Linked DNA regions of Homo sapiens: region 1 is linked to region 2. A link is a loop called in an ENCODE intact Hi-C map of the cell type or tissue named here. Cell type or tissue: heart left ventricle. All regions are shown on one strand. Links, peaks and the distances in the headings refer to the core of each region. The heading gives the core; the rest is flanking DNA.

The links. Peaks named below come from ENCODE experiments on the same cell type or tissue, not always from the same donor. Only the 100,000 strongest peaks of a DNase experiment are listed, where the experiment ranks them.
Region 1: a loop joins it to region 2, with 5 times the contacts of the local background. A loop is called at or near these places in 71 of 110 quality-filtered maps.

The regions. Positions count from the first base shown.
Region 1 is chr10:27,652,573-27,660,159 of GRCh38, forward strand. No RefSeq gene overlaps it. Among named protein-coding and RNA genes, the nearest start is that of MKX-AS1, 88 kb to the right of the region's middle. In heart left ventricle, for the core only: a CTCF peak has its summit at 4,209; a DNase peak (open chromatin) is centred at 4,229.
Region 2 is chr10:27,438,531-27,446,117 of GRCh38, forward strand. No RefSeq gene overlaps it. Among named protein-coding and RNA genes, the nearest start is that of PTCHD3, 28 kb to the left of the region's middle. In heart left ventricle, for the core only: no CTCF peak of the experiment used is centred there; no DNase peak of the experiment used is centred there.

The sequences.
Region 1 (7,587 bases), core at 1,517-6,516, 210 kb after region 2:
GGGTCAACTGCAGAGTGTTTTCAGTATTCTTTGCCACTTGTATCATACACTGCAGAGTTTATAAAGTAATGAAAGATTGCTAGTTTGAACATCGGCATGTCTAGCTCCTTACATTTCAAATATCCTTACATTTCATAGGTAGCTGCTGCACTCCAGAGCCAGGTAGATCAAGCAGATTTTTCACAAATGTCTCAAACTCATCAAGTTCAAAAAGGAAATCACCCTTACCCTACTGGTTTGCAATCAGTGTTAATTACTTCAGTTCTCCTCTCATTCTTCCAATCACCCAAGTCAGAAAGGCCTCAGTATTGCCCTCTTTCTCTCCTTGACACCCATACCCAGTCAGCCACCAAGTGCTGTTATTTTTCCTAAGCCATTCATCCTCTTCTCTCCATCCCCTTTGCCATCCCCTAGTCTGGGATGTCTTCATCTCTAGCCTTAACTATTGCCATAGCTTTCCAGTATTTGGACTGGCTTCCCTCTAGATCTTTTTACTTACTGTAGCCAGGGTAATTTCTTGCTAAAAGACAAATGGGATGCTGTGACACGTGTTCGCTGGGTGCCCCTTCCCTCAACCTAGAGTGTGGTTGAGTTAGCAAGCAAGGCCCTCCGTAATCTGGTGCCACAGCTCCCAGATCTCTCAAAACACTCCCAACCTTTTTCTCAACTCTCCACCCACTCCCTGCCATGCAGGCTGTGAAGGCACCTGGCTTTCTTCCACTTCCAGACCTCTGGTCGTGCTCTTCCCTCTACCTTACAGGCCCTTCCCTGCACCTCCTTTGTCTGACATTAGCCCTACTCACTCCTGTCACCTCCTGAGCTCAGGTCCCCTCTTAGATGTACCCACACAGGAAGCCTCCACGGACCACTGCCACCCCTAGGTGGGACGAGGTGCCCCTCCTCCCTGCATATCCTGCATGCTCTGCCCGCCCTGTCTGGCCCTTCCTCTGTCCTGGGAGTGCCTCTTTATTTGCCTGTTGTCCTAGTGGGGCCATGAGCTCCTTGGGGCAGGAGCTTTGTCCTGTTCATTTGTGTCCTTAGAGCCTTGCAGAGTCCCTGGTTGTGGTGGCCTTGCAGGAAAGAAATAGAGAGGGTCTCAAACTCCATGAATGTCTGCTGGGTCCTAGTGTGAGGACAGATTATGAGACAGAGAGGGGACACCCTCTTAGAGGACTTTCAGCCATTGTAAGGGAGGCTCAACCCACAGGTCCAGATGAAGACACCCCCTAGGAGGGCTGGGGGATGAGGCCTCTTCAGCAGGAGTAAGGATCTTCTTTCAACACATCATCTTTTAGGAGGAGAAGTCAGGGTGAAGTGTGGGGCTCCTGGAGCCCTGCCAGGCAGTGGTCAGTGCTGGGCTTTCGGAAGTTTCTCAGGCAGCAGCATCAGGAATGAGGTCAAGCAAAGAGAGGCTCGGGGGGAGGTTATGTCAGGGGAGGCTGGGTGGGGAGGCTCAGGGGGAGGCTGAATGTGGGGGGAGCTGCCCCTTGAGAGGCAGAGGCAGGGGGGCCACGATGATGCAGCCACAGGCCCAGGAGGAGGATCAGTGAGAGCAGCTGGCACTGGAAGGGCAGCTTCCCCTGAAGCAGAGAGGAGATGTGCTGCCAGGGAACCCCCAACTTCCTACCTCATTCCTCTAGTTAATGGGTTGCACCTGCTTAGGAATGGCAGGCACCTTCTGAGGGGTATCGGAGAGGCATTCAGCTGTTACTAACACCAGGGGTTCAGTCTAGGTCCCATTGCTTGCTGCACAGAAAACCAATCGTGGAGACAATGAGTACTGCCACGGATGAAGGCTTTTTCCGGTGACAACAGCCAGAGAGATGGGAGCCAAACCTCAAATCCCTCCCTCCCTGCAGATGGAAGTTAAGGGTTTATATAGCTGGGAAGGACAACAAGAAGGGTGAGGAAGAGGAGGTGTTCATCAGGCAGCAGGTGGTCAAGTGAGGGGTCTCATCATAACCACATGCGGGAAAACAGGCATTAGGGATGGTATCTGTTCTCACGCTGCTGATAAAGACATACCTGAGACTGGGTAATTTATACAGAAAAAGAGGTTTAATGGACTCAGTTCCACATGGCTGGGGAGGCCTCACAATCACGCTGGAAGGCAAGGAGGAGCAAGTCATGTCTCACATGGATAGTGGCAGGCAAAGAGAGAGAGCTTGTGCAGGGAAACTCGTGCTTATAAAACCATCAGATCTCATGAGACTTATTCACTCTCATGAGAACAGCATGGGAAAGACCTGCCCCCATGATTCAATTACCTCCTACTGGATCCCTCCCATAACTAATGGGAATTTAAGATGAGATTTGGGTGGGGACACAGCCAAACCATGTCAGACGGGTAAGGAAGAGGAATGGCCAATAAGCAGCAGCAGGTGCATCTCATTGTACAAACATAAGTTTCTAAAGCTTCCGTTCTATAGGCATTCAGCTTGTTGGAAAATTGGGCTGTTTCACTTTCAGCCCAAATACTAGGCCAGTAGACAAAACTGATTGTTCACAGAAGAGTGGAGAGGAAGTGAGTCCAGCAAGCCAGCACAGTGGAGGTGGCTTCCTTCTGCTTCCCCTCCTCTGCTCTCTCCCTTCTCTGTGTCCCAGGCTCCCTGGCCCATTGGAGGCTGAGGGTGGGAGGGAGGGAGAAGCCAGGACATTCTCTCTGCATCGGAAGGCCCCTTGGGCAGTGGCCTTGTCTCCTTCATGGCTCCAGCTCCCTGAGTGTTGCCTCTCCCTCTGTGGTCTCAGCTCCCCCAGGCCGGCCCATGGAGGTCCCAGCTTCTTTCCAATGGCCTGGCTCCTGGGCTCCTCTCGCCTCTCTAATCCTTAGCATCCCTGTTTGACCTCTCATCTCCTCCATCACTTCTGTGACCAATTCTCTGTACGTAGCTTCCCATTTTCAACTATCTAGTGTGTTTTGTTTTCCTGATTGTACTGTGACTCATACGGGGCCTAGGAATAAACTCCCCAATGTAAGAAGGAAAATATAATATTCAAAAGGCAATGAGAACACACTTTTGTAAAAGATTTGTTGCATAAAAAAGAAGTCAATTTTAGACAGCATCTGCTATGGACTCTTACTAACATTTAAGAAAACATGTGCTCTATGAAATAGGATTGAAATAAGTCACCAAACTGAGATTTAAAAAAATATATTAAATGGGACAAGGAAGGAATACTACAAAATACAAGATGAAATAAAAGATTTCAATTAAGATCTCAGAAAACCACGTTAGTAATATAGGGCCTGGTACAGTGGCTCACGCCTGTAATCCCAGCACTTTGGGAGGCCGAAGCAGTCAGATCACGAGGTCAGGAGATGAAGACCATCCTGGCTAACACGGTGAAACCCCGTCTCTACTAAAAATATAAAAAATTAGCCGGCCATGGTGGCAGGCGCCTGAAGTCCCAGCTACTTGGGAGGCTGAGGCAGGCGAATCGTGTGAACCCGGAAGTCGGAGGTTACAGTGAGCCAAGATCGTGCCACTGCACTCTAGCCTGGGCGACAGAGCAAGACTCCGTCTCAAAAAAAAAAAAAAAAAAAAAATTAGCTGGGCATGGTGGTGTGCGACTGACTGTAATCCCAGCTACTCAGGAACCTGAGGTAGGAGAATCGCTTCACCCTGGGAGACAGAGGTTGCAGTGAGCTGAGATTGCACCACTGCACTCCAGCCTGGGAGACACAGTGAGACTTCATCTCAAAAAAAAAAAAAAAAAAAAAAAAAAAAGAGAGAAAGAAAAAGAAAGAAAACTACGCTAGTAATATGGAAGACAGCTTAAGAAGATTTTCCAGAATGAAGAGAAAAGGGAAAAAAATAGTCTGAGAGAAGATCATCTTAGAGGTCATCTTTGTAAACTTAGAAAACAGTTCTATATTTTGATAAATGAAATGTGGAAGATTTTATTATGAAGCCGAGGGAACTTTGTTTAAGGAAAAATCAGTTGAATTTTAAGCAAAAAAGTATAAATATGTGTCATAGTTTGTATCAGAAATTCTGAAAACCAGTTGTGACTCAGATTCACCTGAGAAACTGTTCAACAAACAAACAAACAAACAAACATTTCCTCAGTCTTATCCTCAGAGATTTTATTGAGTAGGTCTGGGACAGGAAATGAGAATTTATGTTTTAAACAATTATCTCAGTTCATTTTGACAAAGGTGATCGGGACCAGGGTTTTAGAACTTCTGGTTTTTAACAGCAAAGTTAAAGTACTACGCCACCTGGTGGCAGCATACCCAACTTGCAGAGTGTGTGTGTGTGTGTGTGTGTGTGTGTGTGTGTGTGTGTGTGTGTGTGTGTGTGTGTGAGAGAGAGAGAGAGAGAGAGAAGAGAGAGAGACGGGTGGGTTTACTGGCTACAACAGTAGATGATTTCTTTTAACTGAGTTAATTCTCTTGAGCGAAAATTAATAACTGACTGCAAATGTTTTGGAAAGGAAGATGGAGACCATTAAGTGAATTGAGCAGGAAAAGGCCAAAGAAATACCAACTTCCAACACGAAATAAGACCAAGACACTAAAGTTAGCATTAGAAGGAGATTCTCCTTTTTCATTCTCGAGTTACCTCACTTAGAATAATAGTCTCCAATCTCATCCAGGTCACTGCACAAATCATCACGGAAGAACTTAATCATGTCACCAAACACCACCTGTTCCTCAATAACCTATGGAAATAAAAAGTTAAAAATGAGGGGAGGGAGATTCTTCTTTTTGAGAGAAACTCCAAGTCTGTTCTTACCACAGTCTCTCCTCTGTGGGGTCATACTGGTGGCCTCAAGGACACATTCATCCTAAGACATTCAGACCTAAACCCCGGCAAAGAAATTTTGTCGACTCGGTGAAGAAAATTATTTAATCATGGATGGACATAACCAGAGGGGAATAAATTCTGAAAATATTGAAAATATAGGTGGTCTGCCTTGCAAGGTAGAGCTTGCAGTACAAAGGTCACAGCTCCAGGTGGGACTCAGGTAGCAAATCTAGCCTTGTTTTGCAACTTCGTTTTCTAGGTGTCGGTTTGAAAATGCCATATTTCACATCCGCTGTTCAAGGGTGATCCCCCAGGCATTAGACTCTGTGATGTCTGACCAAGAAAAGCAGAGACCTCCTTCATGCCTACCTGGGTCCCCACTCTGGGTTCCAATCTCCTTTTTGAGCTTTGAACTTCTCTCCTAAAGAAGTTGGTCCAGGAATCAATCACGGTCTTTCCAGAGAGACTGCCTACCGTTGGGAGATGCAATCTGACCCTTGTAGCTTCAACAGTGAAACCGTATTGAAACATGACACAATGCTGTTTTCATTCTGCAGGTTACCCAAATACAGTAGAGAGGAGTTGCCATAAGAGGGTTTTTACACCTGGGCTCCTGGTTTTGCTTTTTTGAGCTTTTTGTTTGTTTTTAGTACAAGAGCTGTGACTTCAACTTGGAGACAAACGATCAAGAAGCTACATAAAGAGGAAAAGGGAGAGAGAGAAAGGGAAGATACAGGGTGGGGATAAAAGATTTAAAAGGTAGTAAGAAAGTAAAACAGGCGTGGGGGCCGGGGTGGAGATGAAATGTGCCTGTGTAGCTTATTTCTGGGAATAACAATGGCAGAAAGGAAAGTGAAATGTAATTCCAGAGACTTTAGTGCTGGACACTTTCATCTAACAGCGCAGTGCAGGAAACAGCCAGCCAGCATCTTTCTGGTTTTAATGTGATCAGGAGCCTTCCCTCTGGGATGAGATGCTAAATCCACTGGCTCTTTTCTGAAAGGCCTTAATGAGCCAGCTTAAAGCTGAGGTTGTTTCTCCATTGGTCAATGGCAAAAGTATGGAAAATTCCAGACAGTGGATAAACAAAAACCTCCCAATGTATTTGGCTTTGGATTGCATGATATACGATGGCCGGGTTTTCGGTAGCAAATTTCCTTCCTAATGATGTTTTTCTTAGGCTAATAAGCAGTACCCCTCTATGCTCCTGCCTGGCCCTGGCTGCTCAGCCCACTCTGCCTCCTAACCTCGGCTACTTTGTTTCTCTCCACCTTCACCTGCTCGTGCGAAAGTTCCTCTGATAATTCTTTTTTTTGTGTTTGTTTGAGAAGGAGTTTCGCTCTGTCGCCCAGGCTGGAGTGCAGCGGTGCGATTTCAGCTCACTGCAACCTCTGCCTCCCAGGTTCAGGTGATTCTCCTGCCTCAGCCTCCCAAGTAGCTGGGATTATAGGCATTCACCACCATGCTCCGTTAATTTTTTGTATTTTTAGTAGAGATGGGGTTTTACCATGCTGGCTAGGCTGGTCTCAAACTCCTGACATCAGGTGATCCAGCCACTTTGGCCTCCCGTAGTGTTGGGATTACAGGTGTGAGCCACCACACCCGGCCTCCTCTGATAATTCTTAGCGAATTTGAGCAGATGCATGCAATTACATTCCACTTCTCCAGAGTTCCTGGAGCTCAGCACTGGAGCCTGGAATGATTCGTCATGACTAGGTAATATCACTCATATTTAGTAACTATATTGGCATGCGAGTTTCCTCTTGCTATACTAGTGTAACAGACGCTGTTGCTGAAAATCAATTTCCTGAAAGCAAATTCACTAAAAATCAATTTGCTTAATGACCAAATTCCAGAATTAATGTGGAATTCCCCCAAAGTTTTTGATGTTGTCTTGGATTCTGCCCACCTCCATCCTGGACTGCCATTTAGTATACAGATGAGTGACTTTGCTTTAACTCCACAACACAGCCTAATGTCTTTTCTACTCTGGCTGTTGCCCCTGCCCCGGTGTTTGCTTTCACCCGGGCGTTTGCTTTGCCCCACCTCTGCAGCATTTAGGGAAAGGACTAAACTTTCCTTTATTTATTTTTTATTTTTTGAGACAGAGTCTCATTCTGTCACCCAGACTGGAGTGCAATGGCATGATCTTGGCTCACTGCAACCTCCGCCTCCCAGATTCAAGCGATTCTCCTGCCTCAGCCTCCTGAGTAGCTGGGAATGCAGGCACCTGCCACAACCGCCAGCAAATTTTTGTATTTTTGGTAGAGATGGGGTTTCACCACGTTGGCCAGCCTGGTCTCGAACTCCTGATCTTAAGTGATCCACCCGCCTCGGCCTCCCAAAGTGTTGGGATTACAGGCATGGGCATGCCAGACCTGATCTTTCCTTTAAACACTACTTAAGGTTTCTCCACTTTTGTGGATTGGTGCCATGAGCTACTCCTGCCCGTCCCTGCCTTCACCAGGGTCCTTTACCTGCCTCCTACTTCTGGTGGTGAAGCTAAAGCAAACTGTTCTACCTGGTTTGAGGGCTTTAGGGCTGGGCCGGGGTCAAAGTGGTCACCAGCCCAATTGGTGGTTTGGCATGCTGGTTCCAGAGATTTGGCCTGTTTCCCGCACAGGCAGTGGGGCCCAGGCTGTGGCCGACCACGTAGTCCAAGTGCTGTTTTGTTTCTCAGGAAGGTCTGCAGAGTGGGAGGAGCTGTGGGTTCTGCCCAGAAGGACTTTGTGGCAGCACAGAAGTGGTGAGTGTGCTTTGTTAAATCTCAGCAGGTGTTAGTTGGAATTGTCACACTCTGCTTGGCACCACTCAGACTCAGAGGTGAGACAGGGTC
Region 2 (7,587 bases), core at 1,233-6,232:
AGGAAAAATATATATAAAATGCAATAAAAAGTAATTATTAGAGATAAAGAGATGACTACATAATGACAAATAGTTCAACTTACAGGAAAATTCTAATATCTGCCAGAAAATACTTGCTGGTGTAAAAGAATGTAGTTAACAAACTTGACTTATTAGGTATTTCTAGTACTCTTCACCAACAATTCGAGAATGCACATAATGTTGGACAATAGTTAACTTATAGGTATGGATTTTCCTAATGTTAAACTATTGTTTATGTTAAATTGTTCACATAACAATTATTATACATTAATTATAACATAACAATTAATAGCATTAATTATAACAACAATTTAACATAGGTAAACAATAGTTTACATAATATTTCATATAAAGATAAATTCCTAATCAGTTAAAGACTTAAATTAAAAAGCCAAAACTTTGGGGAAATTTATAGAAATCTGGAAATATAAAACCTAACAAAACAAATGCAAATAGAAATGAGAAACTTTGATAGTTCTATAACTCTAAAGGAAATTAACCCAGTATTTAAACACAGACATACATACATCTTTAGGTTTTCATTTGCCTTGTTTATTTTTGACCACATTTTCTTTAATCTTTTTTTGTCTGTTTATTCCTGATGTGCTTTTTGTATACATCATACAGGAGTAGGATAAATATTACTAGTGCGTACTAGCATTTCTACTTGTCTTTTCCCTTTTAAACACAAGGAAAATATTATTTCCCAGTCTCTAGTGTCATGTGACTAGCTCTGACTAATGAGTTATAATGAAAAGCTTTGTGTATTACTTTCAGTCCAACACACTTCAGAGCCACTGTTCTAATTCTCTGTGTCCTAATCTAATGCTTTATGTTGAGGTGGAGGTGCTATAAGATAGAGGCAGCCTGGAATTCTTAGCCATTGCACAGAATAGAAGTCAGCCTAAACATTATATGGAACAAGAATTGAACTTTTGTTAGGTTGCTGAAATGTTGTTTTTTTGTTCTTCCTGTAGCATTACTATTACCTAGCCTATCCCGACTAATAGAAGATGATTCGCTTTTTACTCAATCTAAGAATGATTATCTTTTAATAATTTATTCTGTTTATATTTACTGACATTTCAGTTATGTTTGGTTTTAAGTCTCTAATTGTGGTTTATATTTTATATCTTCAGTACCTAGAAAAAAGCCTGGACATATCAGGTACCCAATAAATATTGTTGAAAAATTAATAAATTTTAAATGATATTCTTAAACATGTACTTCATGATTTTTTGACTTTGGACTTTCTAACCTGAAAGTAGAGAAGTTTCTTCTTTTCTGTCCTTTTCCCCACCAACCACTGAGTTTGGTGAAAAATACCATTGTGTTTTACATTGTTATAATTTATTCAGCTTACATTCTATTCTGTAGCCAAAATTCTTGCAGCTGCTTACATCTGTAGCTCTATTTTTAATGGATTCAATATTTTCTGTAAGCTCCTTTACCATGACTTCTCTATTTCTGAGGTCTTAATTTTGATTTATTTATTAGCTGAACTGATTTAATTGCCAAGAAGTTTTAGTTTTTTAAAAATAAGGACTTACATCTCTTTGCATCTTGTATCTTTGAAGATATGTGTGTAGTCTTCTTTTACTTTCTAAGAGAATTTTGTAGACATTGCTTCACTGTCTCCTGGCCTTCAGTGTTTTTGTATGACATCATTCCCCTATCTCTCCCTTTGTAGGTGCCTCCCCACTACCCTTTTTCTGGCTGGTTGTCCACAGTAGTCTTTATTTATGTTTGAAAATCAGTACCTTCATTAGCATATGTTGCATTTGTCAATTTCTCCTTTTCAATGTGAATATTCAAGTCTTCATTTATTTAATAAACTTTTCTTTTCCAATTTTGTTTTTGAATTCTTTCCTGAGGGTTTTCTGAGGGCTTGGATAAAGAAATGTTTATTAGATTCTTTTCTTTAGCAACCCCAGTTATAGAAATGCTGAATTACATACATTATCTTCTGTATCTATTATCATCTTTTTAATTACTTTTATATATTTGCTTTTCTCCAGTTTATATTTAATATTTCCTTAAGGCTGACTTTTAAGTTTCTCTAAGTTCACTAGGAATGTTGACATTTTTGGCATGGGTTCGTTTTGGCATGGGCTCACTCAGCAAAAGTGAGGTTAGGAATGATAAACATAAGCCCAGGGAATTATTGGCTGCAGGTATTCTCTAGCTGCAGAGAAGGCTGTTAGATATGTACATGCCTCTGTGAGCTCCCTTCGGGAACTATGTAAGTGTAAACCCATAAGAATAAGGAATTGAGAGAGAAGACAACAGAAAATGAGAGCTATCAGCTGTAGCAGCTGACCTAGAAGAGCAGATAAAGATAAGAAATATTGCCTATAATCCGAGCGCTTTGGGAGGCAAAGGCAGGAGGATAGCTTGAGGCCAGGAGTTCCAGACGAAACTGGACAACATAGTGAGACTTGTCTCTACAAAAAAAAAATTTTTTTTTAATTAGCCAAACATGGTGGCATGTGTCTGTAGTCCTAGCTACTTGGGAGGCTGAGGACAGAGGATCACTTGAACCCAGGAATTCAAAGCTGCAGTGAGCTATGATTGTGCCAGAAGGCTGCAGTGAACGATGATCCTGCCAGAAACTGGTAAGGCTCAGGAATGAAAGCACCAGGTACCTCTGAAAAACAGTGCCAGGTAGAAAGCTAAATGTAGAATGGGTTGAAAGTCTGTGTAAAGATTAGACCATCAGGTTACTCATCCACAGCCTCTGTAGTCAGATGACTGCTCCTCCTCTATCCCGGTAGGAAACAATATCTTCCCTTGAAGCAGTCAAGCTAAGGATGCCTGGGTTCAGGAGCACCAGACCCAGGTGAAGGCAAGGGGATGGGATTGCCAGTTTTCTTTGTTCAATTTTTTCTTTTAATGGATTGTAAATTATAATTCTACTTTTGTTAGTCTACTTATAACTCTTTCTATTACTTTGTTATTATTATTATTATTTTAATTTTTAGTCAGGATGTGGAGGTTGACCAGGCTAGTCTCTAACTCCTGGGCTTAAGCCATCCTCCTGCCTTGGCCTCCCAAAGTGTTGGGATTACAGGTGTGAACCATTGCACCCAGCCTGTTTATGACTCTTAGATTTTACAAAGATTCTTAAGGTTATCTTTTTGAAACAATATCAGGAATATATATATGTGCTCTAGTTGATATAAGAAATCTAATACATTCAAAAAACCTCTTTACTCCTCCTCTGCATTTCCCCAGCATCCTTTTCCTTCACAGCTACCGCCCATATTGATCATATCTGGGATTTGTGTTCCTGGTTTTGCTATTAAAAAAACAACAACAACAACAAAAAACAAAAACAAAAAAGACCTAGTAGATTGGTAGTTACCAGAAGCCGGGAAGGGTAGCAGGAGAGGGGATGAAGAGAAGTTGTTTGATGAGTACAAATATATGGTTTGATAGAAGAAATAAAACCTAGGTCAGGCGTGGTGGCTGTAATCCCAGCACTTTGGGAGGCCGAGGTGGGTGGATCACTTGAGGTCAGAAGTTCGAGACCAGCCTGGCCAACATGGTGAAACCCTGTCTCTGCTAGAAATACAAAAATTAGCTACTAGAACTACAAATCGCTTGAACCTGGGAGGCCAAGGTTGCAATGAGCCGAGATTGCGCCACTGCACTCCAGCCTGCGTGACAGAGTGAGACTCCATCTGAAAAAAAGAAAAAAGAAAAGAAGAAATAAAACCTAGTGTTAGATAGATCAGTAGGGTTACTATAGTTTACAGTAATCTATTGGATATTTCAACATAGCTAGAAGAGATGAGTTTGAATAGTTTCAGCATAAAGAAATGACAGATATTTTAGGTGATAAATATCCCAAGTACATTGATTTGATCTTTACAAATTATATGAATGTATTAAATTTTCACATGTACCCCAAAACTATGGACTTCTATTATGCATCAATTAAAAAAAACACGGGAAAAAGAGAAAATTGGGATTATTCCTTAAAATTATAAATTATGTTTTTTCCGTGAAAAAAAAAAACCCAAACCTATTTAGTTTTAAGCAATAAAATATATCCTAATCACTTAGCTCACTGTAGCATTTTGTAGCTCATTTGAATGATTATTTGTCTGTTATCACATTTGGGGGTCAATATTTTTGTCTATCAAAACTTTAGAGATATTACTCTATCATCTTCCTGCATTGTTTTCTTCCAGCATTGCTGATAGGAAGCCTGATATGAATCTCATTCTAATTCCATATATATATATACACACACATATACACACACATATATATACACACACATATATATACACACATATATACACATATATACACACATATATGTACATATGGAATATATAAACATGTATATGTATATGGAATATATATACATGTATATGTATATGGAATATATATACATGTATATGTATATGGAATATATATACATGTATATGGAATATATATACATGTATATGTAATATATACATGTATATGTATACGTAATATATATACATGTATATGTATATGGAATATATATACATGTATATGTATATGGAATATATATACATGTATATGTATACGTAATATATATACATGTGTATGTATATGGAATATACATATATACATGTATATGTATATGGAATATACATATATATATACATGTATATGTATATGGAATATACATATATATACATGTATATGGAATATACATATATATACATGTATATGTATATGGAATATACATATATATACATGTATATGTATATGGAATATACATATATATACATGTATATGTATATGGAATATACATATATGTATATATACACACATATATGTGTATATCTGGAAGATATATATGGAATATATACATACGGAATATATACATACGGAATATATACATACGGAATATATACATACGGAATATATACATACGGAATATATGCATACGGAATATACATACATACGGAATATACATACATACGGAATATACACATACGGAATATACATACATACGGAATATATACATACGGAATATACATACATACGGAGTATATACATATGGAATATACATACATACGGAGTATATACATATGGAATATACATACATACGGAATATATACATATGGAATATACATACATACGGAATATATACATATGGAATATACATACATACGGAATATATACATATGGAATATACATACATACGGAATATATACATATGGAATATACATACATACGGAATATATACATATGGAATATACATACATACGGAATATATACATATGGAATATACATACATATGGAATATATACATATGGAATATACATACATACGGAATATACACATGGAATATATACATACGGAATATACATACATATGGAATATATACATATGGAATATACATACATATGGAATACACATATGGAATATACATACATATGGAATATATATGGAATATATACATATGGAATATATATATATTTTCCCTCCCTCTTTCTGTTTTTTTGTTGTTATTTTTTTATTTTTTGAGACGGGGTTTGGCCATGTTGGCCAGGCTGGTCCTGACCTCAAATGATCCATCCACCTCAGTTCCCAAAGTGCTGAAATTACAGGAATGAGCCACCGCATCCAGCCTCTCCCTCCCTCTTTCTGAAAGTTCCTATTAATGGATTTTACTCGGCAGGGTGCAGTGGCTCATGCCTGTAATCCCAGCACTTTGGGAGGCCAAGGCAGGCTGATCACCTAAGATTAGGAGTTTGAGACCAGCCTGGCCAACATGGTGAAACCCCATCTTTACTAAAAATACAAAATTTAGCTGGGCATGGTGGCGGGTGCCTTTAATCCCAGCGACTCGGGAGGCTGAGGCAGGAGAATCGCTTGAACCCAGGAGGCGGAGGTTGCAGTGACCATTGCACTCCAGCCTGGGCAATAAGAGCGAAACTCCATCTCAAAAAATAAAATAAAATAAAAATAAAAATAAAAATAATTAAAAAAAGAACTATGAGGGGAAAGGAATCCTATTGTTAAGTAGTTAACCAACTGGCTGGAGGTGCAGTGCTTTTAGTCATCAATGGAGATTGTACTGCATGTGTTATCTTTAGATTTGAAGGTGATCCCAGTACAAGAACTGAAGATGTTAAACTAATTTTGCTGAGGTAATAACTGATCTGAGGCAAGAAGAGTAAGTCTAGTTTACTGGATCAAGGGATAGGTTATTCTATTAGGGTTCTCCAGAGGGAGAGAAACAATAGGATATATGTATATGTAAAAGGGGGTTTGGGCCAGTTGCGGTGGATCATCCCTGTAATCCCAGCACTTTGGGAGGCTGAGGCAGGTGGATCGCTTGAGGTCAGGAGTTCGAGATCAGCCTGGTCAACATGGTGAAACCCCATCTCTACTAAAAATAGAAAAATTAGCCAGGTGCGGTGGTGCCGGCCTGTAGTCTCAGCTACTTGGGAGGCTGATGTAGAAGAATTGCTTGAACCCAGGAGGCAGAGGTTGCAGTGAGCCACTGCACTCCAGCCTGGGTGACAGATTGAGACTCTGTCTCAAAAAAATTAAAATTAACAAAAAAAAAAAAAGTAAATAAAAAGGAGGTTTATTAGGGAGAATTGGCTCATGGAATTACAAGGTGAAGTACCATGATAGGCCGTCTGCAAGCTGGGGAGAGAGAAAAGCTGGTAGTGGCTCAGTCCACGTCTGAAAGCCTCAAAACCAGGAAAGTCAACAGTGCAGTCTGCAGTCTGGCCGAAGGCCCGAGGAACATCCTCCCACACTGCCCTAGGAGCCACTGGGGCAAGTCCCAGAGTCCAAGAGCTGAAGAACCTGGGGTCTGTTTGATTTAGTCAAATTGTATTTGGAAAATCTTATACCCAAGTCATTCTCTATCCTCATCCACAACTTCCACATGCAAGCCATGCATACGTCTACAGGTGTCACAAGGATACATTTTGTTATTTTCTTTCTCATTTCAGAGGAATATATTGGTTAACAGTATTTCCTTTTTCATTTAATGTATTTTGTATTCACATATGTAAGTTACCATTCTTATGCTGGTAATTTTGGCTAAGAGAGCATACTTTCAAGGACTGATATATACATTCTTTTAATGATATTAGGAATCTGTGAATAAAACAAATGCATCTATCTAGTCATGTTTAGAGGACTTGCCTGCACCATTTATCCCAGCAATTAATTATGAGTAGTTGAGTAGTCCATGGGATCATTTTTTAAATCTGATTTCCTCTGAATTCTATCTGAAAGAAACTCTCCAAAATTTGTAAGATATGAATGGTACCACCTCCCGTCTCCAGCATTTTTGTAAGCTTGTCCCTTTTTGTTCAATTTCTTTGGTGTATTCTGCAGTTCCTATGTCACCATTTTAATGAAAATCCTACCTTTTAACATGCACTGAACTCAGTTATTGAAAGGCAGGTCATGTGTACTTTCTAGAATTATGAAAATTGCTTGGTGCTTTTTCCGTGGTTAGCAATCACTTAATTAGCATTAATAGTTTAATACTAATTGTGTTTTCATGTGGGTAGATGCAGCATTTTAACGAAATCTCCAGATTGTAAGAGA